Regions from separate parts of the Homo sapiens genome. Here regions 1 and 2 are each linked to region 3. A link is a contact called in ENCODE Hi-C or POLR2A ChIA-PET data. All regions are on one chromosome and are shown on one strand. The core of a region is the stretch at or near the end of the contact, and the rest is flanking DNA. Distances in the headings are between cores, read along the strand shown. Region 1 overlaps MIR3681HG (MIR3681 host gene). Region 2 has its middle 190 kb from the start of MIR3125. Region 3 overlaps MIR3681HG (MIR3681 host gene).

The links. A loop is a pair of places that touch in the nucleus more often than their neighbours do. ChIA-PET counts read pairs that join two places held with the same protein, here RNA polymerase II (POLR2A). Pooled maps may share reads with other maps.
Region 1: a loop to region 3 is called in a map of chondrocyte, with 4 times the contacts of the local background. The contact joins two enhancer-like sites. A Hi-C loop is called at or near these places in 1 of 168 maps with a recorded cell type or tissue (chondrocyte). POLR2A ChIA-PET finds 5 or more read pairs at or near these places in 1 of 52 experiments (naive thymus-derived CD4-positive, alpha-beta T cell).
Region 2: a map of ascending aorta shows a loop between it and region 3 (2.4-fold over the local background). The contact joins two enhancer-like sites. A Hi-C loop is called at or near these places in 2 of 168 maps with a recorded cell type or tissue (Right ventricle myocardium inferior and ascending aorta) and 6 of 50 pooled maps.

What each region holds. Positions count from the first base shown.
Region 1 is chr2:12,119,314-12,123,874 of GRCh38, reverse strand. The region is part of intron 2 of MIR3681HG (MIR3681 host gene); the gene reads right to left. Among named protein-coding and RNA genes, the nearest start is that of MIR3681, 78 kb to the left of the region's middle. RefSeq lists a silencer at 2,866-3,066. Within about 2 kb of position 2,939, at least 2 of the 41 ENCODE cell types and tissues checked have a DNase peak (open chromatin) inside an H3K27ac peak, as active enhancers do.
Region 2 is chr2:12,927,606-12,932,058 of GRCh38, reverse strand. No RefSeq gene overlaps it. Among named protein-coding and RNA genes, the nearest start is that of MIR3125, 190 kb to the right of the region's middle. Within about 2 kb of position 2,083, at least 3 of the 41 ENCODE cell types and tissues checked have a DNase peak (open chromatin) inside an H3K27ac peak, as active enhancers do.
Region 3 is chr2:12,532,760-12,536,988 of GRCh38, reverse strand. All of the region lies in intron 4 of MIR3681HG (MIR3681 host gene), which reads right to left. Among named protein-coding and RNA genes, the nearest start is that of TRIB2, 180 kb to the left of the region's middle. Within about 2 kb of position 2,233, at least 7 of the 41 ENCODE cell types and tissues checked have a DNase peak (open chromatin) inside an H3K27ac peak, as active enhancers do.

The DNA.
Region 1 (4,561 bases), core at 1,690-4,189, 410 kb after region 3:
GCTACCTCTACTTCTCTTAGCTCAGACCTTGTCACGTAGGTTGCATGCCATAAATCATGACCACCAAAATCTGCCTTTAGAAAGTGTGATGGTTAATACCGAGTGTCAACTTGACTGGATTGACAGATACAAAATATTGATCCTGGGTGTGTCTGTGAGGGTGTTGCCAAAAGAGATTAACATGTGAGTCAGTGTGCTTGGGAAGGCAGATCCACCCTTAATCTGGTGGGCTCAATCTAATCAGCTGCCATCGAATATAAGACAGGCAGAAAAACGTGAAAACGAGAGACTGGACTAGCCTCCCAGCCTACGTCTTTCTCCCCCATTCTGGATGCTTCCTGCCCTCAAGTTCTTCAATTTTGGGACTCGGCCTGGCTTTCCTTGCTCCTCAGCTTGCAAACAGCCTATTGCAGGACCTTGTGATCATGTAAGTTAATAATTAACTCCCGTGTATATATATGGGAATATATATATATAGATATATATGGGAATATATATATAGATATATATGGGAATATATAGATATATATGGGAATATATATATATAGATATATATGGGAATATATATAGATATATATGGGAATATATATATATAGGAATATATATATGGAATATATATATGGGAATATATATATATGGGAATATATATATATGGGAATATATATATGGGAATATATATATATGGGAATATATATATGGGAATATATATATATGGGAATATATATATGGGAATATATATATATGGGAATATATATATGGGAATATATATATGGGAATATATATATGGGTATATATATATGGGAATATATATATGGGTATATATATATGGGAATATATATATGGGTATATATATATGGGAATATACATATGGGTATATATATATATGGGAATATACATATGGGTATATATATGGGAATATACATATGGGTATATATATGGGAATATACATATGGGTATATATATATGGGAATATACATATGGGTATATATATATGGGAATATACGTATGGGTATATATATATGGGAATATACGTATGGGTATATATATATGGGAATATACGTATGGGTATATATATGGGAATATACGTATGGGTATATATATGGGAATATACATATGGGTATATATATATGGGAATATACATATGGGTATATATATGGGAATATATATATGGGTATATATATGGGAATATATATATGGGTATATATATATGGGAATATATATATGGGTATATATATATGGGCATATATATATGGGTGTATATATGGGTGTATATATATGGGTGTATATATATATGGGTGTATATATATATGGGTGTATATATATGGGTATATATATATATGGGTATATATATATATCCTATTAGCTCTGTCTCTCTAAAGAACCCTGCCTGACACAGCAAGGTATATGATCAATTCACACATTCCAGAAATACTTATTGAGCAACTATTGGGCATCAAGCATTGTACTAGGAATTGAGAATAAATTGTTTAAAAAACACTAGTGTACAATGTGATAAGTGCTGTCAAGAAATGGACACTGCAAAATAGACTGGTAGGACAGAAGGGTGGTGTCAGGCAGGACTTTCTGAGTGGTAACATGTTCTGAGGTCTGAGATCCACATGAGAGCATGAGAAGACCATGCATGGCAGAGAAAATAACATGTGTGACTATCCTAAGGTGGGGAAGGACTGTCAGAGTGAAGAATGAGCGAGGATGAGGGGCATTCAGTGGTGGGAGGAGGCTGGGGTGGTGGAATGACCCAAAGCAGTCAGTAAGGCAAGACCTTGCAGACTACAGGAAGGGGTTTGAAAGTTATTTACCCAGAAGCCACTAAGTTACCTTAATAAAAGTGGCATGGTGACCTGATCAGAAGTGCATTTTTGAAGATACCACTGTCTGCTGTGCAAGCAGACAAAACCAGGAGAGCTATAAATGGAAGCAAGAAAATTCACTGGGGGATGATTGCAGCTAAGCAAGAGGTGGTAGTGGTTCTGACTATGAAGGGGTAGCAGTGCCTGAGAGAGGTGGATAAATAGGGGTAGACTTGGGAGGGAGATGGACAGGACCTAGGGATGAGTTGGATGAAAGAAGATGAGAAAACATGAATCCAAATGATCCCCAGCTTTCTGGGAAGCAACTGAATGATAATGCCCATGGAGGAAGGCTGTGGGCAGAAGAGACAAGCAAACATGGCGACTCCAATAAGACACAGGGGGAGCATCCTCTGCTGAGGCAGTGTTGGTGTTGCCTCTTAATTAGTTCATGACAATGTCCAGTGTCTAAGTTCCTGCACCATCTCATCCCAGTCTCACCTCTTAGCACCGCCCACTCCTGCCTCAAACCTACTGTTTACACTCCAGGGATATGCTGGACCACATTGCCCTCCTGTGCCCTTGGACAAACCTTTCCTTTTCCTGAACTACCCTCTCCCTTCTTGGGCATCTGGTAAACTCTACTCATCCTTCAGTGCCCAAGTCAAGTGTCACCCACTGTGACGTCTTCCAGAATATCCCCGACTGGAGTAGTGCCCCTCCTCTGCCTCTACAGCACCGCACAGTGAGTTCCATTATAAGATGGCCATTTTGTGCTAGGATTACTTGATCATCTATGAGCCCCTCAAAGCTGCAACCGTTTGTGATTACATATGATCCATTTCATGCCCTGCACAGCACCTGATGGTTTTGGGTATCAAAAAATATGTTGTTGAAGTCAACTGAATACGAAAAGAGCATAGAAGCATTACAATGCAGTCTCCTCCCAACAATTTTTTTCTTCCTAAACTCTGGGCCTTTGCTGAACCTGGGCCTGCCTCTGACTCATTCTTCTCTGCCCTTCATGTGGATCTGATGGAGATCCGACCCCTCCTTTTGAACTAACAAGACCAGTTCTTTCTCTCTCTCATATATGCAGCATGACTGGCAATTCAGAACGCATTTAGGTGCTTCCAAAGTAACTGCGACTTCACTGATGCCACATGTAACAGTCTGTGGTTAGCTCTTCCAGGGGGAAGGTCTAGATTTAATGTGTTGTGTGTTTCTGAAAGTCAGTGCCCTTTATAACTGATGTTGATGAGGTGTGTGACCTCCATTTCCCCATGCATAAATAGGGGTCATGCTTGGTGGTCCCTACGGGCTTCCCAACTCTAGCTTTTATGACGCCTTGATGACTAATGAAATTGAAGAAGATGAGGTGACATCTCTGCATGCTCACTAGAGTGAAAGTTGGGCACTGCTCATGGCCTTAGGGCATTAGTCATATCGTAAGCAGTATTTATGCATATTTTTAAATCCCTGGAGAATACATGCAGGGAGGAAAAATATACATTTATTGAATGCCAGAAGCTATTCTAAGCATTTGAAAGAGAAGCTTGGGGGAAAAATTGCCCCAAAATGCAGCATACTTTGTTTGCCTTGGGTCTGGATCTGGAAAGTGTGCCACAAGAACTACTATCTGCATCTTGTGGGGATGTCCAATCCCAGGGGGAGGCCAGGGGAGCCTGAGTCCTGCATTTCACGTTTATTTGTGCAGCTTTGGTGATTTCACTGCACAAATGACTCAGACTCAAATAGCATTAGGAGTTGTTGTTGTTTTTTTTAATTAGAGGAAGAGGATTCCAAAATAGAATCATAGCTGAAGATGGAAGAGGTAATTATCCTTTTCAAAATCATCTGTGAATCCAGGCAAGAGGCACACTTTTTTGACTTTTTGAAAGTCTCTTTATTGGAAAAATAACAAGCATCCCCAAATAGAAAGATTGATCCAGGCTGTAAGAAGCCAGATGATGGCACCAGGTCCCTAATTGGGGAAAAAAAAAAAAAAAAAAAAGTGGTTCTGAAGTGGCAGCAGCAAGACCTGGTGAGTAATTAGATGTTGGCAGTGAGGGAAATGGAAGGCCTTAGAATGACTCCTATGTTTCTGTCTCATTTCCTGAGATAGGGAATGAGGAGAAAGAATTTAAAAAGAAGATGATGAGTCCCTTTCTGGCATTTAAGGGCTCTATGGAAAATGGCAGGGAAGGTGCCCTGTAGGCAGTTGGCTATGTGAACAAAGACAATGCTAGACCTCTGAATGCAGCAGGTCTGGGTGTGGGGTAGAAGTTGAAGCCCTGGGGGTGGACAGAAGTGAGCTGGGCTCATTAACATCCTAGATCACTTGCAGCATCCACACTGCAAGAGCACATTGCGCACCACGCTCCTGTGGACAGGTGATGGTCAGGAGCTCCACTGGAGGAGGACACTTCATGGAATGGAAGAAAAACGATGAAAACTAGGAAAACGTCTAACATTCCTCTTTCCAATTCCATCGAGATGTTGTTGAAGAAGCATATCTCCTCTCAGAAGCTCAGTTTCCCATCTGTGAGAGGAGACAAAGAGCCCTCCGAGCCAGAACATTCAAGGACTGAAAGGCTCATAGCGTGTGTAATTGGAGTATGGGAAAACATATTAGGAAAAAAAATAGTTCATCCTCAGAGATGACAGCTATGTTGTTTGCATTCATTCCTTTAATGTGCATTTATTAAGCGCCTACTGTGGAATAGGCCACAGGGCAGATGAGACTTGGA
Region 2 (4,453 bases), core at 834-3,333, 400 kb before region 3:
AAATTGAACAGACCTAGTTTCATTTAACTAGTAGACATCTGGGAAGTCTGATACCCATGATTGTCATGGGCTAAATCTCGTGCAAATAAACTTAAGCCCTTTTCAAATGACACTTGACCATTGGAATTAATCTCTTCTTGCTGTTTGTTCACAGAGAAGTATAGTTCTGGCTGTGAGATCTCAAAAATCAGAGTTCAAATCCTAACTTCACTGCTTAGGAGGTTTTTAAACTAGGGTGTTTTAAATAACCTCTTATAGTTTTAGTTTCCTTCCATCTGAAATCTGAATGAGAATACTCACCAGTGAGGATCATTATGAAGATTCAATGGGATGATAAATGCAGAGGACATAGTACCACCATTACTAAGTACCTGGCCAACTCTGCCACCTACATTCACTAGTTGTTGTTCTTAACGCTTTGATAAGCATTGAGCTCCTTTAAGAGTTTCCAATTTGGTCTTTCCCAGGATCTTTCTGTGAGCATGTCATAGTATTCTCTAGTGTCTAGCACAGTGCCTGGCAAATACCAAGTGCTTAGTAACAACTTCTGGTTCAATTAATTCACGAATGAGTAAAATGAATATTGGTAAAGTTGAATGCTTGGCTCCCAAGACAATGCAGATTGCAGTCACACAGCACTACCACGAGATGTCAGTATAAATAGGAAAGCTCTACAATTCAGGACTATTCTGGACCATCTTCCCCATCCCTCTTCTAGGGCTCCCGGGAAAACACACAACTGCATTACTGAAGGCAGAGAGCAACCTGCCAGGACTTTGCTCACCTCTCTCCTATTTTCACTGTGTGGTTTAATGCCTTAAAAACACAATTCCTGATGTACAGAGAAAAAAATATCTCTGCTGAGCTTGCCCTAAATAAAGACCCAAGAGACCTCATTTGGGGCCACTTCTGTATGCACACCCTCTTTCCTGTCCCTGCCTTAAATCTACATTTTGGGCTTGGATAAGGAGGTGGTGCCATAAGGAAGAACATGCAGAGTCAAATTCTGATTCCTTTACTTACTAGTTGTGTGTGTGTGCAAGTTTCTCAACTTTTCTGAGCTTCATTTTGTCATATGAAAAAATAAGAAAACCAATATATAGAGATTACTGGTGCAATGTTGCAACCATGCAGATTTAAGCAGAATAGCCTTCTCTAAAGACTAATTCCAAGACTGTCCTGGAATCAAAAGGAAGTATTTTCTTTGCAACTCTGGATGGATATGGACAGTAAGCCCACAACTACTTGGCCTAGAGCATTCTATCTCCAACAGGTGCACAAGTCTCTGAAAAAGGCTTACTTTGACATGGCCCCCAATGGTAATTTACACTTGCAAAAACACACTCTATGGAGCACAGAGATTGTTCCTCAGCTCAGCAGACTCTAAAAAAAGGGTATGGATGTCATTGTCTCTCTGGCTTCCTGTGGTCTCCATAAAACCTCCAAGTAGAGTATTTTGGGCTCATAAAAATGTCCGCAGCCCATTTCTCATCTGCTTTAATGATGTTTCCTAATGGTTAATGTTGAGATTGGCATCTTTTCTCTGGGGAAAGTGTTGTGAGACTGGCTTTCCCCTTCCCCAAAATAGCTGGTGCACACAGCCCATGAGCTGGAATGCAGAGCTAGGATTTTTCTCTTCCCATGAAGAGATATATCCTCCAAGATATGGGAACTCTACCTCATTTTTTGCAGTAACAGGCAGAACGGCCCTATTGCCACTGGGAAACAGTTGACACACCCGTTCAAGGAACTCTCTCATGGTGTGCCCACCAGGAGGGAGGAATGAAATAGACAATAAAGAAAAAGATATTACTTAGCATAGATTATGTGTGAAAAGGGTTTTATGAGCTATATTTTATAGATTAAAAAATCTTGTTTTAGAAAGAAGCACATTATTTTGTTTAAAATGCAGACTCATTTCACTTGACTGGGCCACTTCAAGGAAGCTAAGATAAAATCCAGTCATGCCCATAAATAGCCTTAGGGATAAACATCATTCTGACACACAGAACTGTGATGAGAATGTGGTGGGGTGGAGGAAGGGGGAAAGGTGCATACTAAATAGAATGCCCTGAAAATGTAGGGGAAGGAGCAGTTCGATCTCACTGGAAACTTCTTAGAAGCTGGCTGGCTGAAACAAGCCCATCCCTCTGTCATCATTTAGGGAACACCTGCTCTCTGTGGGCCTCCTATGGAGCACAGCCCTGCCTCCATCACTCACATTAACACCAGTATTTAAGTGGGGACTCCTAGAGTCCAGCCACGTAGTAGCTCTACGCAGGGCTAGGCTTTTTACTGGGTTCTGGGCATATATGGATGAGTAATGTCCAATTTCTGTCCTGCAGGGGCTCACAACATAGTGAGAATAAAAATGCATAAACAGCCAGTTGTTTTTTTTTAAGTACTTTTAGAGAAGCGAAGAGGTGCTCTGTGGCATGGCAGAGCTAAGCACCCAGTTGCTGAATCTCCCTTGGCTGACAGAAGCTTCTTCTTTTTTGAGTCACAATTTGCTAAAGAACATATTGCTGCTCCCTTTTGGTGTTACGTTTGATTTTACATAACAGAAATGTTTTTTCTGATGACTTTGCTTTGTGTTTGTACTTAAGTGGTTGAGGAATACCCTCTAGGGCATCATAAAGATCTAAATTTAAATCCTGGCTCCTACCCCTTGGTCCTTTAGTTTCCTAATCCCCCCAAACAGGAAAAACAATACATCATTGATTTTTTTTTAATTTGTTGCTGTTGTGGGAAAGCGGGGAATTAATGAAGATGATATGTGTAGTTTCCATCATAGTGGCTACTGCCTAGTAGAAATTCTACAAGCAATGACTCTCTCTTGCCCCACCCCAAGCCCATAGCTCTATATGGACAGGCAGGCATGCACATGTGCTGTTATGTAAATAGTGCTGCTAATAATAAAACTAAACACTACTATCCACCCTCTTCTGGGTAATGGTTATGTCTTTCTTCTTCCATCACAACCATAGCTGTTGATTTTACTGCTGCTGCCTTTTTTGCTAAGAATGACGTCTATTTATCTTTTCCGTCCTAGAGTCCTGTTCTTCCATCCCCCAGGAAATGACTTTCAGCAACCACGGTATTAGGGAGTGGTGAAAAAGTTTAACCTGCAGGTGGAGAGATGAGAAACTCATTATTCTTCAGCATCTTTTGTGATTCTAATTTTCTTTCAGATGCTCTTCCTCTCCCACCCCTCCCCCCAAATTATGTTGCATCTGGGTGTCTAAATCCTGCTCACAGCTGTGCCAGTGCCTTCTCCACTCTTCCCATCTGCCTGTTTGTTTTTCTTGGTTTTAGTTTGCAGTCTGCTATTTTGTATAAGCAAAATTATCCTTTCATGTCTTACCCATTTCGGCAGTTTCTTCTGGATATTGTAAACTGCAGCATCTGTGGTGCTTGTCTTCTAATTATATTTCCAGCCTCCTAATAGGAAGGGTGAACAGGCATATGGAATAGCAATACGGAGCTTTCTATATCTCTGACCTCCATGGAGGACTCCTCGCAGAATCTCCAAAGCTTTCTAGGGAGATTCATTAAGCCTGGCTTCCTAAGATAATGCACAAACTTCTGCTCTATAGAGATGACTAGAACACAGATTTAGACATAGCTCCTGGGCACATTTTCCACATAAATGAGTCATCGCGCCTGTAAAAGAATGACTCTATAAGTAGATACATATCTCCACTGTCTTGGTTCTACTAATGTTCACATTATTGCTTATTTTTAAACTAATTTGAACAGCTGAGTTACAGTAAGAACAAAGACAGCAGGATTAAGAGTCAAGAGACCTAGGTTTGAGATCCAATGTAGATACTCAGTTGCTGGGGCTTTAAAGAAGGTCACTCAACCTCCTTTGGTTTCAATTTTCAAATCAGTTAAATTAGCAGCTGGACTAGATAATTCATAAGCTGAATGAGCAAAATGGACTTAATTAACCCATGGATCATTGTAGCAATATTGTATTAGGAGTTAGAAAAACCAAAATGAACTGAATATGGTTTGTCCCTGTCCTAAAGGAGCTCACAGTCTAATAATGGGAGAGAGAAATAAGAATACAGATGATCTTAGTACAGAACGTGCAAGCACAAAAGCAGGAACAGTCCTCTGCATTGTTTATAGATTGATCTATTCCAGGACCCAACAACTATTTTTTTTATTTTTTTTATTTTTATTTTTTTTTTTGCACGGTGGCTCACGCCTTTTTTTTTTTATTTTTTATTATTTTTTATTTATTTTTTTTTTATTATACTCTAAGTTTTAGGGTACATGTGCACATTGTGCAGGTTAGTTACATATGTATACATGTGCCATGCTGGTGCGCTGCACCCACTAACGTGTCATCTAGCATTAGGTATATCTCCCAATGCTATCCCTCCCCCTTCCCCCGACCCCACCACAGTCCCCAGAGTGTGATATTCCCCTTCCTGTGTCCATG
Region 3 (4,229 bases), core at 984-3,483:
TATAATAATTGCCCATCCCATTCCTTTCTTTTTAAATTTAGCACTTGATTTCATCACTCATATTAAATATTCTTTTCAAGCATTTTCCCCTCTATTCTGTTCTTGTTGTTAATGGATTTAGGGAAATGTGGGAGTCCCTGGAAGGAAAGAGCACATCAGGGCAGCATGAAAGATAATTACAGGCCCCATGTCTGAGGTCGCATTCTTTACTTTGGCCACTATTAAATGAGCTTATTTACAACCCTCAACTTTATCCCTCTCTTTTAAAGAGACGCATATATACATTAAATGTAATACCCTCACCCCCAGCTTCATTTAATTTTACTACCAATAATATTCCCTTTTCAAGGTGTTGGGTCTACCATTTACTTGTTGAATTTTATTTTGTAAGCTGTCTCAATTTAGTTTTTGAAAGGAATGGAAAAACAAAAGAATGGACGTCTACATGATCAAATGCACATAGATTTCACAGTGAAAAAAATCATCGAAAGACCTTCCATGATGTGGCAACTCAGATACAATTGATCTTTAAAACCCAATTGAACAGAATGCCTTAGTAATTATTATTCAGAATACCAAGGCCCTGGCCCATGGTACAATTATCAGAAGCTCCATTTTTGATATTTACTGCATGTTAAGAGAACTCTCTGGAGAGGAACTGAAATAAAACAGTCTCTGGAATCACTGACGAAAGTTTCCCCTAAATGTCTGCTACATACTCAATGCGGATGAGCTGTGGTCCTTGTCATGCCTTCTCACACAAGAGGAAAGATGGTAGAATGGGAATTTCTTCTTTTCCTTGAGTAGCAAAAATTGGCCTGCTATTTACCAAACCCACTCTCTTTTTCTCCTGAGCACACAACTAGGAGACATTTTCAATGTTCCCTGAAGTTAGGTGAGGTTACATGACTGAGTCCCGGCCAATGAGATGTGTACAGAAGTGGCAAGTGCTACTTCCATGGTGGTCCACAATAGTCGATTACATGTCATTTCCTATGCTCTTTCCTTTAGTTTCAGATTCACCCAGATGCCTTGGATAATTTGTTTTGGAAAACATATATTGAAGATATCAGAGCCACAGTATGACAGAAGACTAGGTCCCAGAATCACAACTGGAAGGAAAGTCATGCACTAATGAAGAAAACAATTCTTAAGGCTTATATGAGCTGAAAACAAACTTCTGTCATGTTGCTGCCTTTATCCATTTTTAAAAGATGTTTGTCATCAGTAGTGCTACTCTAATAAAATACATCATGAGCACAATAACTTAAACTGGTCTCATTATAAATCCTAGATCTCCTATCATCACAGTTTAAATCCAGACTACTGGTGTGGAAAGGTATATAAATGCCTTCCAGAATCTGAAAGGCATAATTTTGTTCACTTATTTCAGGTTTTACTAAGGATTCCATACCCTTGGCTTCTGTTGAATTATTTCATACACACTATTTTGTAAAGTAGATAGAAGATGTGCCTAGGATTTAGGGTTTTTAATGTCTTTCCATCTTCCCAGGATGCCTATATAGTAATCATTTAAAATACAAGACAATCCAATAAGATGACATGAAGCTTTCCATGAACTCGAAGAACCAATGAGAATAGATCTCTCTAAAATATTGGTGAACAAATGAATACTTGCCAGAGTCAGAACAATGAATTTTAATTGAATTATTGCACCCACCAGGCATTCCAGAGCCAAAGCACTTTTCCTTTTTTAAGTAACAATTTTGTCTTTTAAAAAGTGTATTTCTAGCTTGACATAAGCATGACTTTTTCTTTCATGTGTCATGTATAAATGGAGCAATTTATTTTCTTTGGACTCACAGAGTAAATCCTCATCTTTGCTTGTGCTGATGGGGTGCAGGCATGTGTGGGAGGAATTCTATGAATGTGGAGCTTTTCCCGTGGGTGCAGAGAGAGTTTGATGGGAGCTGATGAGGTGTGTGTGTGTTCTTCAGACTTATCAACCACCACATGATGCTGGAAGATGAGCCAGTGAATTTGTGGGTGTTGAGCTTGTTGGATATTCTGGATGCAGGTTTTTTTTTTTAATTTACTATTTAATAAAACCCAGCTGACAAGCTTTTTTTGTAAATCATGTTTATGAGATATGAGTCAGTGATGACATATGCATAAGCGATTCCAATGAAAGGAAAACCTTTAAGGCAAGTAGTCCTTGGTTTTGTGGGAAGCTTAGCCAAGCATGTTGCTCTAGCCTCTGGGGTGAATTCTTTCCTAGCTACAGTGAGACGAGAAAATCTTCAGAGCACATTCCAAGATGGGGCTTTTTTTTTTTTTTTCTGTGAGAAGGTGAAGACAGAGACCAGTTTGGTTTGGTGGTTGTCATTCCGACTTCCCACACTGTCATAACTAGGACATGGCTGTGAAAGAACAGCTTGAAGATGAAGCAAACCCTGTTCTAGTAGCCGGGGAGCCTTTGTTTAGTTTTAGTTTAGTTTTTTGTTGTTGTCGAAGCTTTTGAAAGTCTTCTCTGAAAGTGGTTCTGTGTAGTAGGGGGGAGAGACAACTTTGTTGTTTTCTAAGAAACAAACAAAAAACCTGCTTCTTTGAATCTCCCAAATGCAAAAGCAAAGATACTTTCCTTGTACCTTCCTCCAATTCCTGCCACGCATGTTTGGGTCTCATCAGACTTCTTTCCTTACTGTGCCATCCAACGAAATGTCATGGTCCTTGAATGGCTTTATTAAATATCAGATGGCAAATACGTATGCAGTCATGAGGCACAGGAAATAGCAAACCATCCTGATATCCTCTAAATAAGCTGAACATTTCACTTGAGGGAAGGTATTGCAGATATTCCAGATTGAGGAAGAGAACACACCCTCTATAAATTGAAACCTTTCATTACAGTTTTTTAAAATCTCATATTTTCATTAGGAACTGGAAATAAGATCAATTTTCTCTTGGGAACTATATTGAAAAATATAAAGAGACAAATATAACCCAGGCAGAGAGGAATTGATGGGCACTCAAGTAGGAAATTTTTTTTAAATAAAAACTTACCTGCCCATGGTATGGTTAAGCTTGACTCAACTGCAAAATGATTTTTGTCATTGTTAGATGCCATAAGGTATTATATTAGCAGCCTAACCTACATGAGAGATTGTATGACTCAGGAGTTCAAACAGATCATCAATATTATGGCTAGAACCAAGGTTTTTAACAGTTCAGGCTACTTTCAGGAAAACTCTTTCCAAGTGTCATATGTATAAAATGTTTGGAATTCTTATTTAATGCATTCTATTATTTAGAGGGCTTGCTTCTATTATTCAGGGGCTGAATAGTGCTTTGACTTAGTTATCTACAAAATGCAACTTAAAATACAAAGGAGGGAGAGAAAGACAGACTTCTGTCAGAGGTATCCTCTGCAGTAAAACCTTTGTATTTTACTTCCTAGAAGAGCCCAGGTCTTGATCTGAAGGATCTTGAACTGCCCCAGGCATGACTGTGTGACAAAGCAGTATATTAAAACAGTTGAGCATAACCACTGGAGAAAAACTGCTACTTTTTGCATGAGTTTTCTGCATCGAGTACAGCAGCTATATCCTACTCAGTTCTGAGCATAAAAGTTTAAAAGTGAAATTGACAATTTGGAATTTATCCAGAGAAGAGCAACTAGTATGTTAAGTATTATAAAACCAGAAAACTACTTCAAATGAGGAGATAACACTGAAAGAAAAGGAGACATTTAACTGAAGAAAGAAAACTGAATGGGGACCCTAATTCCGTTTTCAAGTATAAGGGAACTGCCAAGAGAAAGTAAAATTTGATGCTTTCTAGGTAGCTCCATAGAGTGGAAAATTAAGGAGATTTCAGTTGAATGATTATTTAACTGATAATTAAAATAAAATGACCTGTCTCATAAGTGACTTCTTATCACTGGAAGTAATCAACAGAGATCCTTGGTAATCCTGACAGGGAAGCTATAGGTGACATTTACAATGGATGAATGTGGTCAGATTGTTTCTATGGCTCTCTTTCTGCTCCAGCCTTCTGCAATTTCATAAACCATCTGTTGTGGCTTTTTCGTTGTTGTCATTTGTTTGTTTTTAAGACAACCCTATTAAATTGATGTAGAAGAGCCAAGATTAAGAGACTGACAAAGTTTATGCTGAAAAAGCCCTGTCAATGGATTTGATGACACGTAGATGTTACGTGATATAAGCACAGTAAGCCTTTCCTGTTCTCATTAGTTCCTCATACTGATT